Linked DNA regions of Homo sapiens: all the other regions are linked to region 1. Evidence: chromatin loops called from intact Hi-C (ENCODE). Cell type or tissue: endothelial cell of umbilical vein. All regions are shown on one strand.

Region 1 (2,500 bases):
CACTGCACTCCAGCCTGGGCAACAGAGTAAGACCCTGTCTCAAAAAAAAAAAAAAAAGATTAAATGCAAAGGCTTATTCGGGGAACTCTGTATGTAAGTTGGCAAAGACCAAAATAGTGCCAACATATGAAGCACTGAAAAAGAAAAAGTTAAAATATCTTAGCCTCAACACTCGAAATATAGCAAGCCCACATATTTGAAGACCAAACACATCAAGACTCATCTTTCCCTTAAAAGAATTTTCAGCTGGGCACAGTGGCTCGTGCCTGTAATCCCAGCACTTTGGGAGGCTGAGGCGGGTGGATTACTTTAGACCAGGAGTTTGGGACCAGCCTGGCCAAAATGTGAAACCCCCGTCTCTACTAAAAATATAAAAATTAGCCGAGACTGGTGGTGCACACCTGTAGTCCCAGCTATTCAGGAGACTGAGACAAGACTCGCTTGAACCCAGGAGGTGGAGGCTGCAGTGAGCCAACATTGCACCACTGCACTCCAGCCTAGACAACAGAGTGAGACTTTGTCACAAAAAAAAAAAAGAGAGAATTTTTCTTTGTCAGATGTAGAATATAACTTAAGAGAAATTTATTAACATTTAAGCTCCTTAGTATAGAAAACTGGAGGAAAATAACTTTAGTACACACTTAATTTGCTATACTAAATTTTTTTAATAAAGACCTTCAAAAGGAAAATTTAGATTATAAGTAGCATGGCACATATAGAATATGAACACAGAAAGTTCATATCTAAGCCCTAAGCCACTTATGATAAACACCTATAAAAGGAACAAAAACTAAACTTCCACATTATTTTACCCAGTAAAAGATGTAGGCTATTAGTAGAAAGTTGGTTAAGTAAATTCAAAAAATAAAAATATAAAAAAGAAATAATGAGAAAATTTTTGAAAAATATTAATAAAATAAAGATGTAGGCTACATAGCTGAGGCTATTATTCACACCATATAGAAATTAGGTTCTCGGGCCAAGCAGAAACTATAACATAATCAGAAAGAATACCTAAAGAAATAAAGTATGACTTCCTAAATTTTTTATTTTAAAAATGCCCAGTTTATTTATTTGCTTTGCCTAAGATAGCTGCATTCATTATTACAGGGTCAGGGGACTTGTAAAAACAAATATCAATTATTATAAATAATCACAGAAAACAAATAAACTGGAAAATAAACAGCGGTTACTAATTTAAGGTTTTAACCCTTACCCCAACCACCCAAAAAAAGTAGCCATTTTTAAAATAAAGATTAAGAGTTGGTGGAATTTAAGGGAAATGCCATCCGGTAATGTTACCTAAATACTAGAAAGGAATCAGCACAAGGAAACAGGAACAAAGCAGTGCAGTACTTCGGTATTACAGCGCCACCCACTGGCTAGAAGTCCTCATAGCACATATGAGATGTAGCCATAAAATAGATGAATTCTTGAAATAAGGAATATAACACTGACTATTCTGATTCAGTAGAACATAAAAAATGTCTAACAAAACAGAACCAGACACATTATATTATTTCTACAAGTAAACAGAATATCTATTAGATATGTTCACAAGGGTTTTATCAATTTTGAAATCCAAGTGTATAATCCCCAAATGCTGTAAGGACTTAAATTTTATAGCCAAAACAATTAACACATAAAATGCTATTTCATCTCTGTAGCTGAATACATAAATAGTATCTTTAAGTAAAAGATGCATACTTGCATTTCATTGCTAAGCAATTCATAATATATTTAAATGCTGGTAAAACCTACAATGGCATCTGCTTCACTTCTACCTTTACTAGAGAAGTAACAAAATACACTGAGCAAAGGATATGTCCAAAAAACTAAACTGAAAAACAGTTTCTAAATAAAGTCCACAGACCATTCAGATAAACTAGTAAAAATAGTTTTTCTTTAAAGTACCACAGCACCTTTGTAGTTCAAAATATATTTACCATAGGCTGGGCGTGGTGGCTCACGCCTGTAATCCCAGCACTTTGGGAAGCTGAGGCAGGCAGATCACAAGGTCAGGAGATCGAGACCATCCTGTGAATGGTGAAACCCTGTCTCTACTAAAAATATAAAAAAAATTAGCCCGGCATGGTGGCGGGCACCTGTAGTCCCAGCTACTCAGGAGGCTGAGGCAGGAGAATGGTGTGAACCCAGGAGGCAGAGCTTGCAGTGAGCCGAGATTGCACCACTGCACTCCAGCCTGGGCGACAGAGCAAGACTCTGTCTCAAAAAAAAAAAAAAAAAAAAAAAAAAAAATATATATATATATATATATATATATATATATATATATCGTAATATATCTCTTTATTATCCTAGTGACATCTGTTGTGATTTTCCAAATCACTATTTATTTTCTTAAATACCAACATTCTTAAAATCTTGGCATGAAATATTTGAGAGTTACTTCTCCTGAAGTACAATCTTTCCTTTAAGACCCAGAATTACATATAGGGCATGACATTAATTTATAGTCTATATGACCCTCTTGAATGTT
Region 2 (2,500 bases), 230 kb before region 1:
ATCCTGGTCTTACTTATCTAGACACAAATTTGGGCTAAGTCAGCAAGATGGCAAATATCTCATAAACTATCAGTAATTAATTGGTATAGGTATCTGAATTATTCTGAGAAGCTGTACTGAGAAGGACACTGAGGCTACATTTAGTGAGACTGGAGAAAATATTGTGGTCTATTAGCAATATCTTTCCATGAGCTCAATAAATTAGAGTATGACAAATATGCTCAGTTATTTGCATTACCTGGGGGAAAACTCGGAGGTGACGTGGAGAGGTGTAATTCCAGATTAGGAAAGCAGGCAAGGGCCAAGACATAGAAACATGGAAAAGTATGACTTGTTCCCCAAAAGGCAAGTGGTCCAGGTGAATGGAATGCAGGATGGGTAGAGATATGAGAAAAGGGCCAGCGAGGATGTGTGGGCCCAGACTATGGATGACCTTGAATGCCCGGCATCAAGTTTAGATGATTTGTCTGTGAAATTCTCATGTGGTTACCAATCTTTGGTGATTCCCAATCTGAATCAAAGTCACATTCTTTCTGCTATTGGTTTTTCTATAATAAAAAGCTCTCTTTCTCCTCTAAACTTCCTTCTAACCAAGGCATCTGTTCACACATAAATTATCTCATTATCGTTAAAGTTAACATTCTTAAAATTCAACTCTAAATTGGATGGGCTCTATATTTACAGAGAACTAAATTTCAGAATAACCAATAAAACAAGGTGAGTTATGTAATTAGATTGCTGACATAAAGTCCTACCCAAGCTGTTTATGAGAACTATGTTAAGATAGATACATATAGCTCAGCATGTGTTTTTCTTACTCAAAGTAAAGATGAATATATATTTAGTGCACAAAGGATAGAATAATAAAACTATACTAAAAAATCCTGTTCTTTCCAAATGTTTAATTTCTAGTTTCTATGACATAAATGCCTAAATATTCCCTGAATGATTATGCAAAAATAAAATAAAATCTCTTTTTTCCCCCACCAACGTATCTATGTATATGTGTGTGTACATGTGTGTATGTGTGTGTAGGCTAAAGATAAGACAGTAGAAACTAGCTATGAAATTACCAGTGAACAATTTACTGCAACATCTAACATAGCATTCTTATAACTAAAATTACTTAATGTACTAAAGAGTTAAGTTATATAATGCCTACAATTTATATAGTGGAGGTCTCTTCATCTTTTAAAAGGTATACACTGTATGAAGAGGATAATAGTACTTATAGATTTCAAATTGAAAGGCAAATGAAAAAAGAGACTCATGGAAAAAATAATGGCTCAAATGTATTCTGTCAAAGAATAGTCTCAGGATAGAGAATGCAGTCCAAAGAACTGAATATTTGTCTATCTCTGCCCCCTTGTGGTGGTATGTGCCTCTCAGGTAAGATAAGCAAATTTTTGCAGAAGGAAATCAAACACTTCAGGTTTGAAAACAGACATAAGAAAGAGTAAAAATAGAAGTAAATTATTACATTTAACACAGAACAGAATAATTTTACTTCCATCAGTATGTGTATACTTAATAAAATATCTGTGGTTAAATTTTAGGAGCTACTGGACCAGAATAGTTATAAATGTGAAATGCTAAATTAGCCTGAGACAGAAACAAACAGCAAAATTATGGTTAATTTTTATTTTAGATCTTCAAAGTGTTGTAGTGGTAATTATATAGAGATATGTTTTACCCAGAAACTGTGTAGGATTATATGACATATGTTATTCAACCACAATGATGAATGTGTATTGAAGACCTTCTATATGATGGGCACTTGATTAGATCTCAGGGAAAAAAAAGTCAGTACAGTCCTTGACCTCATGGATTCTATGCTTTATGAGGAAAAGAAGACAAGCTACAGATAATCACAATAAAAAATTACAATCTCAAGGTAATGTGTGAAGGAAGAGAATATGGTTCTCTTATATATATTTATTATTCTATTAATAATATTAAATATTAATATATTTATTTATTAGAGCTAATAAAAGAAATAGATCTAGTGTGGGAGGCTAAAATGAAGGAAAGAGTGAGAGAGGCTGTGAATATATGGGAATTGTCTGTAGTTTCTGCTCAATTATGCTGTGAACCTAAAGCTGCTCTAAAAAATAAAGTCTATTTTTAATCAAGGAAGAAAAGCAAGAGGGAAAAAGAGGCACAGCGTGCTGGGATAGGCAGGAGGAGGGGTGCACTAGAAGGTATACAAACAAAGCTCTGGGCAAAACAGTGGCAGAGCACATTCCAGGGCCTTACAGTCAGTGCCTGGAGCCCAGAGAGGGAGAAAGGTGTCCCAGGAGCATGGAAAGGTGTTCAGAAGCCAAAGCTTGCACAACCATCTAGGTCATATAATGAATTTAGGTCTTTAGGAGTAATAGGGAACTACTGAAAGCTTTCAAAGAGTCGGGCAATATAGTCTGTATTTTAGAAATATATTTTAAATATTTTTAAATAAAATCTTAAATGAGGATAAGAGAACACCAAATAATATACGACTTTA
Region 3 (2,500 bases), 720 kb before region 1:
AGGCTCATCCCAAAATAAAACAAAACAAAACAAAAAACAAAAAAAGAAAAAGCACATACCATACTATATAAATGCTTAAGTAGTGAAAATTTAAAGTTATGAATATATGTGCTATGTACTATTAAAGATATAGGAATGTGAAATAGTAATTACAGAGGCAAAATGTGACTATGTTAAAGATTTTTAAAACAAAATGATGAGTGTGTGAAATATTCTCCATTTGAAGTAAGTGAGATTTATTTTGGACTGTCTTATACAGCTTTGATTAAACAAAAAATGAAATGAATATACATGAAGAAAATATTAGAAATCAGTGATGATTAGGAAATAAAGTAAAACTAAAGACTTGAGTTTTGGAAAAATAATTTGGACTTTATAACCTAGGCCTCTATGGATGGGCAGTACGCCTAAATATATTTTCTCATAAAAATTTTCTTTCATTCAAGTGCCCAGGAAATTATTAACAGTCTTAAAGAAACAAGAGTGTCTAAACTAATTTTAATTTCTATTAATTTTATTTTTTTAAATACACAAATATTAGCGTTATTTATATCTACCATTTTAAAGGCATTATGGTAGTCAGGATGTGGTGAGCAAGAAGCAAAAATACGCAAGACAAATATGCTAGTCTATAGGAATTTATAATCTTTTGACAGCCAAAATATGTGTGTATGTAATTAACTATAATGCACAACCATGTAGTATACTACATCATATATACTACATACAATTGGAAGCATTTTAATAATCATCTGATTCCAAGACAGTAAACCCAATTAGATGAAGTTTCCTGGAGTGTTCTCTTAAGGTTTAGAAGCCCAGCTTAGTCTCAGCAGGAGAGAAAATGCCATGATCTCTCAGCAACATTTACTGTGTTCATGAAGCAGGACAGTGTCACCATACTGTGTTTTGCCTATTTGAAAAAAAAAAAAGATGAATCTACTCTAAGGATGAAACAAATTGACCACAAGGTGTCGTTACACCCGCCCCAAGTCTAATGCATTGAGAAAAAAAAATAGCATGCAAAATAGGTACACTTTCTACTCCATTTTCTACTCCATTTGCAAAATAAGTACACTTTCTACTCCATTTGCAAGGTACACTCAAAATACATCATTCAGTAGTGGTGACAACAGTTAAGAACATAAGACATCTTGTGTACAGTCAGATATGGGCAGCCAGAATAGTAGAAAGGGCTCATGTCCATGTTATATGAAGTTAAAGATTCTCAGTTCAAGAAAAGAACAGTCAGAGAACTGAAAAGTAACTTCAAACACTATGAAACCACCTAAGTTGTTCCAAATAACTTCAAAAGGTTGAGTTGAGGTCAGTGAGGAGATTCAGAAAGACAGACTTTATTTCACTGGAAGGCGGAGCATCCCAATAGTCAGACTTGATTTTTACATAGAAACAGCTGCCTGGGGAAGCAATGAGTCAGTATCCTGTCCCAGTTGGAGTTCAAACCTTTGCTAACCAGATAGCTAATGATACAGAGGCCCAAAAAAAAGGACTAGACTTTCTCAAGGGCTTATAGCTAGTAAGCAGCAGAGCAAGGAGGAACACGTACTTGCCTGCCTGTCAGGCCAGTGAGTCACTGTTCATTTCATTTGTCTTGCTTTCTCTCCAGCAATCCATCCCATACCCACAGGTACCCTTTTATCTTATGCAGAATATATAAGATAAGGGAAAAATACAGGAGTTTATAGAAAAGATGGATTACTGTTGAGTAGAAGCATTAAGGAAAGAGTTATGAAAGAGATAGTATTGGAGCTGTCTAAATTAAAGGATGGAAAGTGTTTAAATAAATCCAAATTAAGAACACAGAAAACAACATCAAGTACAGTAGCTCATAGAACTACTTTCTCAAGTCACTGGTGCTTCCCAGGAAATGGTACCAGGACTGAACCAGTCCTGCTATTATGTTTGCTATTATTTTGAGAGTACTCCTAAGAACAGATTGTGTCCCTTCAAAAATAAATATGAGTTCAAAATATAAATATATAAATGTCTATGCTTTTCTCTTAAATTTATACCACTGAATATCTCTTCTGCCTCTAAGCAGTTGCCAAACTAATGACTATGTCTCAGGTGCAATAGATATTCTATATGTTACTTATACTGTTATATTATGCTATGTGAAAATCACACTGTAAGAATTCAAAATCTGTGCATCAAAAATGGGTAGATTTTGGTTATATCCACTTGTAGCAAGTTTCAAATGTAGTGTTACTTTTTGTCTGAAAAGATTTGATGTTAGAAACAAAAAAGCATCATATCAAGCCAAATGACATGGGTGTTAAATGCTCTTTTTCCCTGTCTTTTGCTACCTCTTCACTATCACAGTATTTAACTATAAATACAATATTCAGTAAAATCTTTTGGGACAACAGTATAGTCACTCAGAAAAAAACTCTCATAGTAGTCACATACTCTTCATCTATCTTCCAATTAATACTGCCATAAAGAAAGATTCATTGCAGATGGCCTTAACATCTGTAGG

The links. A loop is a pair of places that touch in the nucleus more often than their neighbours do. Peaks named below come from ENCODE experiments on the same cell type or tissue, not always from the same donor. Only the 100,000 strongest peaks of a DNase experiment are listed, where the experiment ranks them.
Region 2: a loop joins it to region 1, with 11 times the contacts of the local background. A loop is called at or near these places in 42 of 110 quality-filtered maps.
Region 3: a loop joins it to region 1, with 5 times the contacts of the local background. A loop is called at or near these places in 10 of 110 quality-filtered maps.

Annotation. Positions count from the first base shown.
Region 1 is chr1:99,706,368-99,708,867 of GRCh38, forward strand. It overlaps FRRS1 (ferric chelate reductase 1), which reads right to left. Exons shown (of 17, transcript NM_001361041.2): 17 at 1-2,500. Among named protein-coding and RNA genes, the nearest start is that of FRRS1, 59 kb to the right of the region's middle. In endothelial cell of umbilical vein, a CTCF peak has its summit at 1,395 (motif pointing left); a DNase peak (open chromatin) is centred at 1,324.
Region 2 is chr1:99,480,221-99,482,720 of GRCh38, forward strand. LINC01708 (long intergenic non-protein coding RNA 1708) reads right to left here. Exons shown (of 3, transcript NR_125951.2): 2 at 1-17. Among named protein-coding and RNA genes, the nearest start is that of LINC01708, 6.3 kb to the right of the region's middle. In endothelial cell of umbilical vein, a CTCF peak has its summit at 1,365 (motif pointing left); a DNase peak (open chromatin) is centred at 1,331.
Region 3 is chr1:98,990,360-98,992,859 of GRCh38, forward strand. The region is part of intron 1 of PLPPR5 (phospholipid phosphatase related 5); the gene reads right to left. Among named protein-coding and RNA genes, the nearest start is that of PLPPR5-AS1, 13 kb to the right of the region's middle. In endothelial cell of umbilical vein, CTCF peaks have their summits at 981 (motif pointing right) and 1,182; a DNase peak (open chromatin) is centred at 1,442.